Regions from separate parts of the Mus musculus genome. Here region 2 is linked to region 1. Evidence: chromatin loops called from intact Hi-C (ENCODE). Cell type or tissue: left cerebral cortex. All regions are shown on one strand.

Region 1 (8,000 bases):
GCTTGTCATGTGTGTGTAAGAAAGCATAGGGCTAAGACTGGACCCTAGCAACCCAACCGAACTCCAGCAATAATTAGAAGTGACTGGCCAGGAATGAGCTCTTTCCTATACTTAATGGGAAATTGCTTGGGAGGTCATTCCCCAAGATTTTGCTGCTCTGTGTGTGGTTCCACAAACTGTTGGTGACACCTGATGTGGTTTGCAGACAAATGCTTGTCCCACAGGCTGTAAAGGATGAGTTCCTTACTCCCTCAGGTCTTCTGATGATGAAGAGAATCTGCCTGTTCCTCTGTGGTTTCTGCAACTCAAGTACTCTGTAGTATATGCCAGGTACCCACCTCTCCAAACATCGATTGCCACATGTTCAAATCCAGTCTATATTATTTATTGGCTATATAACTTTGGGTAAGTCACAGTCATAATTAATTCACACTTTCAATTGTTAGAGGTGAATCGGTTGATATATTTAAAATGTGAAAGATAGCACCTACCCCACAGTAAAACACTAGGGAAATAAGAATGTTTAGGCCCGTGATTCATATGCTCTCTAAGCTTTTAGGTGGAGAGCAGTGTTTAAGAGTTTAGCCAACAGTGGGGTCTGTTTCTGTAAGCACAACCTCTTTCCCCTCCTCCAACCCAGGCTGCAGCTATGGGAACTTGGGAAGAAACAAAGCAAAGCACTGTGACAGACCTTGTTGATGGGGATGTGAAGGGGTATTTTAAATCCCTACATGTGATGCAAATTATACCCTTTGGCTGAAGTAAAAGCCAGGGCTGCTTAGCAATAAGGGCTGGGAGAGAGTGACAAAGGTAGAAGAGATTGCAGCTTTCTCTCTTGGCCCTCCCAGCACCCTCTTCCAGCATTGTGTTTGAGATTATCTCTAATTTAAATACAACAGCTCTTAATGAGAGCTTTCAGTGCTCCTACTGGCAGGATGGGGCCTCAATGCTTATAAAACAAAGCCACCCCAAGTGTGGCCTGGAAACCCAAGACCAGCGAGCAAAGGTGCAGGAAGAGCCTGAGTGGAGGTGACAGACTCAATTCCTGCTGCTCAGACCCCTAGATTTATTCTGGGCTTATTATGATCTCAACTGAGGGTGGGTGCAGGAAGAGATACAGGGTCTCTAAAATCTATGCCCTACCAGAAAAGTGGCAACTGAGTTGGGGGTATATGCTAGCAATTCTAGGCTAGGAAGCTGGGCCCCAAGCATGTCTATCAGATCTGAGCATGATGATGAGAAATTGCTTGCCTGTACTATCCAATATGGTAGCCTCAAGAACAGTGTCTGGACACTGGGATTGTGATCAGTGAGATGGAGAAAGTAAAGTGTATGATTTATTTAGTCAACAGTGACACCATGCTCAGGCACACAGGTCTGGAAGCAGAGACAAGTATTCCTCTTATCTTGTTTATGAGGAAACCAAACCACAAAAAGGCAGCACCCATGGTGTGAGGCTGCGTCCCAAGATAAGCCATGTACTTAGGTTGGGAGTCACCTGGTTTCCCAGGACCAGCAAAAGATCACACTCCATCCTGGGCTGGTATAAAATCACAAGCAACCCTTCATGCAAGCCATTTCCAGGGGTTGAGGATAACAGGAGCCTATGTGACAAGGTCTATAACTCAACACTGCCCTTCCCCTGCTGTGGATCAGACCTGCGGAGAAGCAGCTTGGGGTGGTTCTTGTTCTCCAGGTTCTTGTCAATGAGGTCAGAGAGCAGCTGCTTGAGGACATCAGTGGCATATTCTAGGCGACCCTGAAGGCCTGTCATGATGAGAGAGGCCACGTTCCCACGGTCTCGCATGGAGAAGCTGCGCTGTAGTTCCAGTGTACGGATGAAGGTCAGCAAGAACACCTTGTTGTTGATAAGCTGGGCGAAGAGTTTCAGGGCTTTCTCCACGTGCTGCTGTCCATTTCCCTGTACCTGAGGTATGCAGGATGACCTTCAGAGGACAGGCTCTGGATGTCCATCCAGACCCTTAGGACATGATAGTGATAATGTCTGCTCTAGGACCCTCTTTATGAGGGCTGCAGCCATTTTATCCCCCAACTGTGTTGTTGGGGGTTGTTCTGTGAGGGTTAAAGTCTTCTGGGTCCCCTCTACTTGTCTTGGTGGTGAGGTTCTGAACAGCATTGGCAACAGATGTACCTCATTTCCCAAGGGCCCAACATGAGATGATCTATCAGCTTAATTTTCCTGTAATTTCCTCTGCCCTGACTCATTCTCTTGAATAAACAAACCAACAAATGTACAAACGAGCCCCTAGTCATTATTTTTAAGTCTATCACAAACCACTGTTCCCTACCATTTTTAAAGCAGTTATAAACTATTGGCTCTTTTCCTTCATAACCCTATACTGCTCTCTGGACTTCCTGGGAATCCCTGGCCTACATCATTAAAAGACATGCAGTACCTCCAGTTCCCGCAGAACAGGGTGGTCCTCAATGCCTGGGAACAGGACTCTCATGGCATAGGTACGGTAGTCCAGGTAAGGGATTCCTGATCGATCCAAGTCACTGGTTAGCTCATTGATGTCTGTCTGAAGCTCCGCAAAAGCTGTGAGAGTGAGTGAAGACAGGAAAGCTTAGAAGGAGTTCAAGTCAGGAGAGAGGAGAGAGGGAAAAGTTTGTCTGGAGGAGGAAGCTGGGGTAGAGAGGCAGTAGGTTAGAGGAGTGTAATGAGGAAGGTGTCCTAGGTTTCTGCCATAGGTTGTTTACTATAGGACTTTAAGGATTGCTTAAGGCATTGTCTCCAACTTGAAGCTATTAGAAGTGGTGGGAACTTGAGAGATGAAACTTGGGGGAGATCTTAGAGAGTGGGTCTCCCTCTTTGACTTTTTGCTTGGCTACACACTTTAACCACTATGTGCAGCCTTACCACAGGTCTTCCCGAAACAGGATTAACTTATCAGAGACAGAAAATTTCCAAACTCAGCCAAAGTAACTTAAAAAAAAAAGTGTATGTATGCATGTGAATAGATACATGCAAAAGTGTCTGTGACAGGTGTACTTTTGGAATCCAGAGGATGGCCTTAGGTGACAGACATCTTTAGAAACACCTCCTCAGGGACGGGTTCTCATTAGCCTGGAGTTCACAAATTAGGTTAAGCTGGCTGGCCACTGAGCTGAGATCCTCTTGTCTCTGCTTTCCCTGTGCTGGAATTTTGAGCCCATGCCACAATGCCTAGTTGTTTTTTTGTTTTTGTTTGTTTTTATCTGGATTGTAGGGATCAACCTCAGACCCTCATGCATGTGACTGAGCTATCTCCCAGCTCCTCTGTCTTTACTGGGTGACTACGTCAGGGACTTGTTATAGTGAATGGAATCTGAGTAACAAACTGTTATGAGAAGATGGAGACCTTTTATGTCTTCTGTCTATCATCTATCTATATTTTTTTACTTCTACAGTTGCAAAGGTGGCTAAAATATAGAGAAGAGAACAATATGACTTAGGCCCTTTATAGGTATTTGTAGAAGCAATTGGAGAACTTCTGGAGCTCAACAAAGGTCAGAATAAACAAACCTTCCCCTAGGAAGAAAAAGAACCAGGATGTGAAAACCTTGGCTGTCAAATGCTGACCCTGAAGGTAGGTCCAGGCAGTGAAGAGCTCCTAAGTATCTCCCTGGCTTCCTAGGTCAAGGGGTAAATCTTCGTGCTAGGATATAAGGGAGATGGGAGAGTTTTGACCCATCTCTCCCAGTACAGTTCTTTTCCATTGTTCAACAGTTGCTTGATTGTGAAAAGCCACTTGCCACAAAAGGAAAAATGTTTTGATTCTTAATTGATATGTTTACCCAAGGAGCCTGCTAGGTCCTCAGCCTGAAAGAATGCCAGGTATGCTTGTCAGTCACCCCGTGGATGTTTCTGTGTGGGAGATGAGAGAAAATACAATCTCCACTCCTACACACTTTCACACTCAAGGCTGTCTGTCAGCAAGTATGGCCTTTGGAACATTCAGTCTACAGCAGAGATAGAAAACAAATCCTAGGAGATGATAGGCCGGGGAGGAGGCAGGGCTCTCCTACGTTCTTGGCTGTGACTTCCATGTGAGTATTCAGAAAGGGGTGAACACTGGCAATTAAAGGATCTGGTCTAAGACAATGAGGCCTGGCAGATGCTTACTGTGAAGACATACTAGTCCTGAAAGGAAGAGACAGCTGGCTAAATTATGGACTGAATTGGGGTAGATCAGGAACAGTGAACACTGCCAATGGACCTATCTCCTCACACCTGGGCATACCTGGGTCTTCTCCAACCCCAGGGACAGGAAAGTTCCTGGGAAAGAATAGAGTATGAAGGCTTGAGGAAAGAGGATAGAGATAAAGACAAGGTTTGTATGTAAGGAGGGTGATGAGATTAGTGAAGAAGGAGAAGTCCAGGAAGTAGAGAATGCACCTGCACTCACCTTCCTTGCACTCCAGTGCCACCCTGGACTCCAGGTTGTCCATTTGCATTTGGAGCCGCTTGAGTGTGAGGTCATTTTCCCTAGACTTGCGCTTGTAAGCGATGAGGACAATGATGACGATGATAAGAAGGAGGCTTCCACCAGCTGCGATGCTGATGATGGCTGGCAGGGTCAACAGGCTGTCGGAGATGACGCTCACGGAGCCAGGTGAGAACACCATCCCGCCCACGTGAACCTGTGCATTGTACACACAGACACACAGGTATAGAGCCCTGGAGTGCTATCATATCCTACAGTGTTATAGTGTGAGCAATGGCAGGGTAGACTATGACAGTATGGCGCATATTTGGATATTAAGTAATTCTTGCCTTGAAATTTGCCTTTCTACTCAGGTGTACCCAACTGCTATCCATTTTGATATAGGACATGGAGATGATAAAATATGGAGGGCATGAGTCAGAACTGAGGTTGAAGGGAAGCTTTCTTCATGTATACATGGTGAGGTTGGGCAGAGGAAAGAGACAGAAGAGGGTTCACTCACCATGACCTTGTGCTGCCCTGTGAGGTTGGGAGGTTCACAAAGCAGCTGTGTCTCAGACACAGTGACTGTACAAGGTGTCTCTCCAATCATTACTGTGTAGTTGAGTTTGGCCCCTCCAGAGGCAGGAGGACAGAGATTTTTGCCCTGTAGAGAACAGGTGTCTTAATGAGGAGAACTGGAATTTGCAAGCAGAAAATAATTACCTACTTAAAAGAGATAAAGGAGACAGGATGGGGAAGAAATGTAAAAACCAGTAAGCCTCTATGATAGGTTTTTAAAGAGACTTGAACCAGTCATAGATGAAAGGAGGACCCCCCCCCCCAAAAAGGAGGTGTTTAGGAAAGAGGAAGAAGAGGAAAGAAAAGGAAACACAGAAAAAATGGACAGATATAGGTGGAGGGGAGGACACATCGTATTTAAGGGTAGGTGGGGTACAACAAGACTCCTGTGTATTAGCATCTAGAGATCTGGCCTTCTCAAGAGGGAAGGGCCTGCAATGCTCTCTCCCACCACTATCCAGGTTTTTCTTCCCCATTTATGTTTCCTACCTTCAGGATGATGGGTGAGCCTGGCTTCTGATCCAAGATTCCAGTGGGGCTGAGCAGTTCAAACGTTGGGTTGGGGTAGTAGATGAACTTGGTGTCGTTATAGATGAGTAAGGATTGAACATTGTTAAAGAGAAATCCAAACTCATCTGGCCGTTCCACAGTGTCCAGACCTGGGCGGTAGTCACTGGTCAGAGAGGGTGCCAGACAGGTGAGGGTGGTTGTGTTTACCACTGTGCATACCTAAGGAAGCAGAGAGCAGCATTCAAACCTGAACACCTGGTGGGTGAAGGAGGGTCTGTCATCTCCTCTTACCCTCTGTTTGCTTGACTTCCTTCACTACATAGGAGGCCCTTAAGAAAAATGTGGTGATAATGCATTTAACCCCACTCATTTATTTATTAACACTGTTTTGAGCACCTGTTTTCTGGCAGACACTGGGCTGAGAGTCTGGTGCACAGAATGAAGTAGTCCCAAGGGACAGCTCTGGATTAATTAAACAAGCTTTATAAGCTACTCCACAGAGAGCCTGGGGCAGCACAGGGCACGATGCTGTGAAATGCATGAATGGATGAGGAACACTCTGGTGGGAGGAACCAGATGCTCCGGAAAGTCTGTGAGTGTGCATGGCCTAAAGCGGGATTCATGAAAGATTTCCCTCAGAAGTAGTGAATGCTTTTATCTAGAGAACAAGAGGCTTACCTAGGCCAAAGAGTAGCGCAGGAATAAGTTTCAGCTGGAGGAGACAGCAAATGCAAAGACTGAAGATGTAAGAATGTTTGAAGAGGACAATTGCAGTAAGGGAGTATGTGTGGGGGTTAGGGGTGGGAGTATTTGGTGTGGAACAGAAAGTGGTGAGATGAGCTTTTTGTGCCTTGCACAGTGTTCAGCTAATGCCTCAGCACAAAGTGGTCAGTAGACAGAATTCTGCCACTCAGGGCCTTTCTTTCTTTTCTCTGGCCACATTCTCCTTCATCTGCACTCAGAAGTGACATTGAGTTCATGTTCTCCCTTGTCTCTTGGTCTGCCATCAAAATTCTACTGACTGGTGCCTGGTTAGCACCATCTGCTATTCTCCCCGCAGTGGTTGGTTCTGAAGCTAAGAAAACATCCAACCAAAGAAACTACTAACAGACCCATTGCAGGGCATAGGGGGAAAAAAAGCAGATTCCAGCTTGCTCTCCTAACTTTTACTCTGCACCACAGTTAGCTCAGTATCATTGTGGGAACCGGGCTGTCACAGGGAATAGCCCAGAACACTCTAGTATATTCTACCTAGCATGTGGTGCTCGCGCGCGCGCATGTGTGTGTGTGTGTGTGTGTGTGTGTGTGTGTGAACATATACACAGACAGGCTTCATGACCAGAAACAGATGCCTGTGTGAAACAGTTGACAGCACAGAAAAGAGCTGGTATGTAGAAGTGATGTCAGAACTTCAAATCAGTCTTAATCCTTCCAAACAAAACTGCTTCCCTGGTTTTTCTGCTGTTCTAGGGATCAGTTTCCATTCCTGTCCCTTTCCAACTTAATGCCCATATCATGGTGCATCTGGGGATACTGATAGGCATAGGAGAAACAATCAGTGCAATGAAGTGAGTACGGTTTGTCAACTTCCCTATGCATTTTGAGGCTTTGTGCCAGTCCCCCTCACTGTCTATTTGGGAACTTGGAACACAAGTAAAAGGGTAGCTCCAGGCTGAGGCTAAGGTGGGGACCAAATGGAGCAAAAGGGCAAAGTACTTCTTTCCTCCTACTGTAAACAGAGGCACTGGGCAGTGCTTTGAGGCCATGTTCTAGGGACACTGCCTTCCTCCATGCTTCCATTCAGGCCTGCAAGCCCGGCTACCCCCAAGCAGGTCACTATGTAGTCCTAGAGCCCTCCAATTCTTCCCAGAAGGTAGAACTATATTTAGTTCTTTTCAGGATGTCATATAATAGGGAAGCTGAAGCCATATTTTTTGTTTTTTCATTGAGGATGAAAGCTGTAGCTTTTGGGAGTCACCCTTGTTGCCCTCATGCTAACATTGTAGCATTCTCTCTATACTATACTCACATCTCATTTTGTATTTATTGGTGCCTTATATTGATCCTGTTAACCGGAGAGAAGGTCCTCCCCAGGTTGGTCAATACCTTGAGACAGTAAAAGCCTTGCAACTTGGTGGCATACTTTGCATGTAAAAACAAATGGCAGAGCCATCCCTAGCCCAAACCACCTCATGTCATACTATGCACATGCCCTAATTATCCCATGACTCTGTACCAAGGACTCAGGAAGAGACCCTCATGCCTTAGAGCCAACTGCTATACACAAATCAATCCTCTGGCACTGTAGCACCGTCCTTTCTATGAAGACTAAGAGAAGCTAGAGCCAGCTTTTTCTTCTGCCTTAAAGGTTGCTGCCTTGGCATAAGGGATCCTTCTCGTAAGAATTTATCTGTAAGTTGTATTCTGGTCGGCTATTTTGGAATGATAATAAAATCTGTATTTTAAAACCTGTACTTAGTT
Region 2 (8,000 bases), 170 kb after region 1:
CTTTTCCAGTTGGCAGCACTCATCATTTTCCTAACTCCCTTAACAAACTTCTACCTAGCTCCAGAAGCACAGACAAATAAAAGCTCTTGAACATCACAATGTACAAACAAACAAACAAACAAACAAACCCTATCACATGCACAGACAGAGACAGAGGTACTGGGTTGGAGGGAGGAATCAGCTCACCAGAGTGTCAGGCATGCTCTCTTCTCCCTCCTGCTACCAGGGAGCAAATGGAGGTATGGAGCAGTCAACAGGTGAGAAGCCCCCAGGAAGGGTGCAGAAAGTGTGAAGGGAAACCCTTTGTTCCTCCTTTGTTCTTATGTAGCAGGAGCCTGTGTGACACCACACTCTTCCTGGCCATCTGTCTGGCTCTTAGTAGGTCTCACACCCTCTGTGTGAGGCTTCCTGGTTCCAGCTACACATGTGGTTCATATTACTCCCAAAGTGCTTGAGTTGAAAACCTGGAGGGATTGCTGCCTGGGTACTCAGATAAGAACTTCATTCTTCTGGGTAAACCTGGAGGTGTTTACAGGATCTGGGGGTACCTTACAAAAGTCCTGGTGCTGCAGGTTTCTGTCACTGACTGAAAGGATAAGTTGGGAAGCTCCAAGCAGGTTGAAGCTGGGGTCAGCCATCCTACTCTAGGTCTCTGGACACTCTAAGAAACACCAGCACTTACACTTGAAGTGGAGACCCAGAGTGGGGCTCTGCTGGCTCACAATGGGGAAGGAGTTTGAGCTCTACTGAGAAATAGTCCTTCAGGGAGTTCAGAAACCAGGCTCTTCTCCTTCAGGTATTTTTGTTCCTGAAGAAAGTGAAGAGGAGGAAGTGGGGATGGGGGACAGACAGGGAAGGTGAGAGGTCAGAAGTCAGTGTAATATTTATTCAGCTCAGTAGAGACCTTTCACTTTTAGAAGCAGGAAACAACTTCAAAGCTGCAACATCCCCTTGCCACTTTGCCAACCTTCTGGTCCTCAGTCTCCACAGGGAGGCAGAGCTTTCTACCCACCCTTCCTAAGCCCACCCCTCTCCTAGCCTATCTCCTGCTTAGAAAGGTCATGTGCCTTACATGATTATGATTACAGAAAAGTTGTCATGGTGGCTTCCCCAGCCGTCTGAGCTGTCCCTGGAGTGTTCTTACTCACTCTAAGTCAGCCTCACACAAGTTTTCTGTCCACAGCAGAGTAGCTGTACTGGGTTGACACTTGAGAAGCCAAGTTGCCAACTATAGTACAAGGCCTAAACTACAGAGATTCTTTACAATGGATGGATTAGCAGGCCTCTCTCCAAAAAAAAAAAAAAAAAAAAAAACAAAACCCAAAAAAACAAAAAACAAAAAACCCACATAGATGTTCCAGGGCATAACTGTAAGGGCTTCTCAGGTCTCTTGAAGCCCAGGCCTATCCCTAGTCTGGGACACCCTAGTACAAGGCCCTCCACCCTAAGGTTCAGGGAGTTCTATTTCCCATGATGGGATCAGAGTCCCCAAGAGAGCTGACATCTACCTCCTTTTAACCTCCCTCTGCTAGCCCTCCTTGGCTTTCATCTCAGATAGGATTCATTTAGGACACTCAGGCTGAAATAGGGACAAACAGTGACATTTCCTGTTGAACCACACTAGTGTCCACACTTCCACTTCTGGGATATTGGGGAAGAATGCAGCAGGAAAACCTCTCCATACTTTGCTGTGAGAAATGGTGTTGTAGGAAACAACTCTAGTGCTGCCTCACCCATGGGGGAAGGGCAGAGGGTAGGGAGGTAGAATTAAATAGCTCCTACTAACAGTACCCTGGATCTCTCAGGTACCAGCCAGTTCTTCCCAGAAATCTGCCATGTACTGAGTGACACAGGGTACAAGCTCTGAGCAACAACCTTCTTCAGGAAGGGAAGGAGGCTAGTCATGGCTAACCCCACCCTGCCTTCTTTGCCTGGTGCCTGGGGGGGTGTGGTTGTGCAGTTCTCTCCCTCAGCACCAGACATTGCGGTTGTGGTTCCTTGAAGGCGGAAGCTTTTGCCCTTCTATCCTTGGGCTTTGAGTTACCACATTTTTGGCAGCACACAAGCACAAGATCAATCTGCACCTATTTAAATCTGAATGTGTTCTGATTCCTGCTTTCAGTGTCTGTGTGGCTTGCCATAAGGGGCAGAAACAGTAGCTCAAATACTCAAGTAATGTTCTCTTAACACCCAAAGGAGAAACCAAAGCTACAAGGTAGGCTGTTTAAACATAAAAAAGAAAGTCTGTGAGTCTGAGTCTTCGCAGAAGGTGGAGCAGGGCAGAAATGGGGCCTCCAGAAGGCTCTGGAAGCCTCTGAGGGGTGTGTGTGTGTGTGTGTGTGTGTGGTATGTGTGTTGTGTGCAAGTCTGCACACACATGCATGTTGGGGGTCATAGAGGGAAAAGAGTCATTTACCTTACCACATATTCAGTCTGTGCCCCAGGGCCCCTCCCCACCCTGCTTCTGAAAGACAAGTTGAACTTACTGTTCTTTCTCTCATCCTGAAAGTAATTTCAGGCAAGGAAAAGCAGGATTAAACTTTCATAACCGGACACATTTATCTTGTTTTGCTTCTTTCTTTCCCTATGTCCTCCCTCCACTCCACTCTTGACCCTCAGTAAGTTTAAGCCAGAGGGAAGCTGAGATTAAATATCAGGGGATGGTATCAGATCTGGAGGGACACTGATCTCTGATTCCCTGCCCATCCCCAAACTTCAATATTTTTCCATCTACCATTGGACAGTTATTATCTCTGTGGATGAGAGAAGCCTCTGCACTCTATGCCTGTTCTCCCTCAATATTGTCCTCCTTTGAAATGAAAGGGGGAATTAGAATTCAGAGACAGGCTCCCAGGGAGAATATGAAGACAAAGATTAAGTCAGTGATACAACGTTGACATGCGTTTAGTTCCTGAAAGGTCTTTTTAAAAAAAGTCTCCCTCGGAGCAGTGTTGCCACTGCTGAGACTGGCTGGAAATCCACATTAGGGAGTAAGAAGACGAGCAGGCCTGTGACAGGGACTTGGGGATGGGCCAAAATTTTACTTGCTGGTTTAAAAAAAAAGGCAAGAGTCACTTGATGAGACATCCAGGACTGAACTGCCTGCTGACTTGAATATAACATCCCTTCCCCTAGCCACCCAGACATGAACTGTATGGGTTAAGCCTCTCTCAGCCCCCTAAACCCAGACAAGTCCTGTGGGGCTGGCCTCTCAGAGTTATATCTATACACACACACACACACACACACACACACACACACACATGCATGCACAGGAACCTATACATTCCCTATGATGCTAGCCTCCCCTGTAAGCCTGGTGAACATTTTATAATGAAGCTGATCCTTACTTCTTGGGCCCTTCTCTCCCCTAATCTCATTCCTCTGTGCCAAACAGGGCTGAAAAGTTCCAGCTCTGCCCTCTGCCATTCCAGTTGTGGTCTCTGAGCAGTAATGGCTGGGGGTTTCCAGTATAGCCCCCCCTCCCCCGGTTCCCCCCAAATAAGAAAAGAAAAAGCACAAAAGCCAGTATTTCAGAACCTGTGGTTTTGAAGAGTCCCCTCTAGTGGAGAAAACCTGCTACTTTGGCTTCCTGCATCCCAGAGCCTCAGGCTCTGAGCTCACTGAAGGAGCCTGTGCCTGGGGCTCAGTCACTGGCTCTCCCATCTCAGTACACTGTCAGTATCTTTATCTTCCCTGTGTCTCCTGCCTGTCTCTCTGTTTATCTGAGACCTTGTCTACATCCTGACTTCTATTATGGCAAGTGCGCCTTCATGCCTGTATCTTGAGCTACATGCTCCATTTCTACCTGCGTTTCTGTAGAGTTCAGCAAGGCAGCTCTGATGAGCCAAGTACTTTGGGAGGACCTCCTATCAAGTGATCTAACCTCAGATATCTAGAACAGGACCACAGGCCAGAGCTGTTCAGAGTCTTTAGTGAACCAGTCTTTCGGTAGGAAGAACAAGAGGCTTTGTTCAAACTCCCTTCTCTATCCCCCGCTAACTCATTTTCAAACAAACTGGTCACTATTTGTACCCAAATTGCTTGGCGTTCCATGTGAAGCCAGACCTCTCAACTCAACCAGCCCTTGTCTTCTCCTCAGTCGCTGGCTGCACCCTGACATGTAAACAATTGGTAAAGCCTGGACAAATGGACAGGTAAGGAGGGATGCTTAAAGAAGAAGAGGGGAGAGTGAATGGGTCAGGTACTATGCCACGGACTATAGGAAGACAGCAGAGAAGGCCAACACCAACCACTCTGTTCGGAGAAGAGAAGACTGCCGGAGAACACCTGCTGGTTCTCAGGGTTTCCCAGAGATAACCTGCTACCCAGATGAGAGACTAAGCCAGACCAAGTCAGGATAATGATTAACCAGCTGCTGAAGCAGGGAACTTTCTGGAGGAGCTCAGTTGTAAGCCTTTCTTGCCACCCTCCCTTCCTTCTCTCATCTCATACTAGAACTCCATAGGGACCTTATCCCCAACAAAAATGATTCTCACTTCTATTCCTGCCCTCCAATCTAATATTGAGCAATGAGTTGTACAGAGGTTCCATATCCCCATATACTAGGAAGTAGGGCCCAAAGAAGTCTGGGGGCTGAGCAGAGGAAAGGGGTGGCTTCTTCAGACCAGCCATTTCCAATAGGCGCAATGGGACCAGCTGTTTGACCCCAGCGAACTGCCTTTCTTTTTGTCTCCACGGGGGGGGGGGGGGTCACCTTTAGAAATGACCAAAAAAAAAAAAAAAAAAAAAAGCAGGGGATGGCACACCCACCCCTCATTTGCTCTAATCAGGCATGAAATCTTTGTAACTAAGTGAAAAAACTGTTTCCCATAAGGGAATCGGTTCCATTCATCATTGTTTGAACTGAGCATATGTGATGGGAAGAAACAGAACACTCACATAGAATGAATTGATAACAGACAGCCCTGGGGGGAGGGGTAACAATGGGAGAAAGGTAGTGTTGGGGTGCTGTACATATTAGCTGTAAAAACTTCACCCAGCACCTCAAAACCCGCTTCTCTTGCTTTCCTGTAGGCAGTCTTGGATTATTCCAGCTAACAGACTGTAACACAATGCTCCTGTCTCTTTATGATCTGCATGGGGTTAGGAGGGGGGTTGGCTCTGGTTGCCTCTCCATTTGCCATAATGGACAGAAGTATATTGTACCCTAGTCTCTCTGTGCAGAGACAGCTGTATGGCAATGCAGGAAGACAGCTGGGGAGGGGGGACTGGAAACAGGAATTGCCTCCCCGACACCAAATCCTGTATCTTCCAGAGGCAGTCATAGAAAGCAAGGTGGAATAGAAACCATAAGGCTCCACAAACAGTGATGACTCCAGTACCAGAAATATTTCGGGATTGCTTGTGCTGGCAAGCTTAAAGCTCCTGCCAGCTGCTGTCCTGTGTATTTAAGCATGTCACTGGCTTCCCCTCCTGCTCCTGTGTCTCCTTGCCCATGAAATAAAGATTAGCTGAATAATCAGGAGTATTTGTAAGCAGGAGAGGGGGCCTAGTAGAGGCTGTTTTTTGAGGCTTCCCAACCTTATTTAGAGCACATAACTCCTGCAAAACAGATGCTGAACTTAACCATCTACCACATATACAACTTCTCCTGGTCAAGGATGTTGGAGGGCAGTCCTTCATTGACAGTCTAGAGACAGGAGAGATGTTCGGGGCAGCTCTGATAGGGACCGGCAGCCTTGGGATGGCATAGTCTTGAGTGATAGTCATATGTTATTATTGTCTGTTCTTCCTTTAGTCTTAGGCCAAAAGGTCAGCTGTTCTTCACCCCTGCCTGGATCCAGTCTGTGAGGGTCCTTGTCCCTATGCCCTGACAACAATGAAAATGGAACAGCTGAGAGACCCCCTTGCCTTTTTTTCCCTTGGAGGGAAAACTATCCAACTCGTTGGCACCTCAGAGCTTGCTGCTCTTCAGCAGAGTGTCCTCTATAGATGGGTCAAAAGCCATATTCTCTTGTTTTTCAAGACTATTTACCCCCATCCCAGTGCAAATTTTCTGAGGACAGTATGGGGACAGAGATCAGTCAGAGCCCCCTTTATCAACAGATTTTTTGGACAAGATTAACTGTGAAAAAGAGAAGACAGGTTCTTTAGGTAACACTAGCGAGTGGTAGTAGAGGCAAGTTGTGGGATGGGTGGGGGCTTAGCACCAAGAGGAGGTGATGTCAGGTAGAAGACAAACAAAAAAGCAACCTCCTGGGGTACGGGGCAAGATTCCACTCTGTTTCCTTGGTTCCCTGCCCTCTCTCAATTTTCCACCCCTAGGCCACCCAGCAGAGATCACAGGTAATTACTTCCAATGATGCTCTGTGGGGAGAAGAGAAGTTAATGAATTCTTCTATCTTCCTGCCTGGAGGTCAGCGGATGGAGGGCTGCTTGCAACTGTAGGAGTTTTCCAGGGTGATTACACAGAAAGTTGTGCATTTCAATTAGGAACAGCTGAATTCCTCCAGCCAGGGTTAAGCTCCTCTAGGAGCACGGGTTCTTACTGGAAAGCCCCAACATTCATAGTCAGCCCAGAGCGAAGAATGAAGTTTCAAGATCTGGAAAGAGACTGAGTATGACAGGCCTGCTATTGTGTGGAATTGCAGAGAGCTGAACCTGACTCCAGGTCTGTTGAAAGCAGCCATCTCAGTATTGTCTGTGTTCTAGCCCAGATACTCAACTGTACAGACCTGGTCCACTGCAAGGATGGCTGTGTCTCAAAATGTCTAATCCCCCACAGATGGCCTTCAGAGACATCTGGTAGCCTCACTCCCCAAAGCCATCCACCTCTGTCTGTTGTGCATATGAGTGGCTAGAGAGTTAATCTGTCTGTGATCTTGGATCTTCACTGAACATTCTTGCCCTCAACAACTACTCTCCTTTCCAGATGGTAGGGACTGACCTGTTCTCCCAAGTTGCACCCCCTCCCTCCCCCCAGCTTTTTCTCCCTCTTATCTCTACTTGAGCTATTTGAAGAGATAGCCCTTCCTAGGGCAAGGGTCATGTTAAACAGGTGGGCATTTTTGAGGGCCCTAGGAATGACATTTTCAGCTTTTGACATACAGCTCAAGATGAACATTTACGAAGACTACCTATGAGTAAAAGAAACTGGAATTTTCTAAGATCCTATCACTTCGTGAGGTAGGGCAAAAAAGAGTACATGGAGGGAAATGAGCTTTAAGGAGCCTCTTGGACTCTGGACAAACTCCCACTTCAACCAGCACCACTGTTGCTCAAACCAAGGGGGCTGGCCCCAGCTGGGCACTATGCCATGGGGGATGGGGACAGGAACACTTAACTACAGTGCTTCCAAACCGTTCTCACAGATTCCCGGAACGCACGCAAAGGATGCCTTCTCCTTCCCGGTGATTCCCAGTCTACTGAACCACTGGAACAGCCAGCGGCCACCCGGGACTACACTGCCTGGTGAACGCCCCCCAACCGGCCTCCGGCCATAGTCGCTCCAGGCTATCTTGCTAGTGCCACGGAGGCCCTCTCTGGGCTCCAACCCTGGGACGACCTCGTCGCTCAGGCGCTCCCCAGAGCTGCAGACAGCCGGCAGGTGCGCGCTATAAGCGCGCCACGGAGCGCCGGAACCACCAGAGCCGCTGGAGTCTATGGCCCGGAAGCCTGGACAGGAGACTGCAGCTGCGAAAGTGGCGGATCACGCGCGTATACTCGCCGCCACAACCAAGCCGGGGCCGGGGCCGGGACCCCAAGGGGACCTGAGGAGGCTGCGCCGGAGGAACCGCCGCGGGAGCGCGCTCGGGGAAAGGGCGGAGGGCGCTGCTTACCCAGCTCGGCAGTGTCTGTCTGTCCCTGCGTCCCCTCTTCGTCCGCTCAACTGGCGGTTGCCCAGGGCAGCGTGCGCCCAGTCCTGCCTGACGGGAGTCACACTGGCAGCCAGTTCCACATGTAACCCAGGATCATTAAAATCCTCGGCCCGCGCCGGCCGCTTGCCTGTATTCCTGGGGTGGCCCCCGAATGGTTCC

What was found. Hi-C counts contacts between places; a loop is a spot of excess contacts. Peaks named below come from ENCODE experiments on the same cell type or tissue, not always from the same donor. Only the 100,000 strongest peaks of a DNase experiment are listed, where the experiment ranks them.
Region 2: it touches region 1 in a loop (3-fold over the local background); 3 of 42 quality-filtered maps call a loop at or near these places.

The regions. Positions count from the first base shown.
Region 1 is chr1:194,791,467-194,799,466 of GRCm38, reverse strand. It overlaps Plxna2 (plexin A2), which reads right to left. Exons shown (of 32, transcript NM_008882.2): 18 at 5,499-5,738; 19 at 4,951-5,094; 20 at 4,410-4,644; 21 at 2,418-2,560; 22 at 1,659-1,927. Among named protein-coding and RNA genes, the nearest start is that of Mir3962, 27 kb to the left of the region's middle. In left cerebral cortex, no CTCF peak of the experiment used is centred here; DNase peaks (open chromatin) are centred at 3,945 and 6,176.
Region 2 is chr1:194,620,200-194,628,199 of GRCm38, reverse strand. It overlaps Plxna2 (plexin A2), which reads right to left. Exons shown (of 32, transcript NM_008882.2): 1 at 7,803-8,000. Among named protein-coding and RNA genes, the nearest start is that of Plxna2, 4.4 kb to the right of the region's middle. In left cerebral cortex, CTCF peaks have their summits at 3,386 and 3,589 (motif pointing left); DNase peaks (open chromatin) are centred at 6,165, 6,437, 7,342, 7,597 and 3 more places; H3K4me3 peaks cover 5,080 bases; H3K27ac peaks cover 3,947 bases.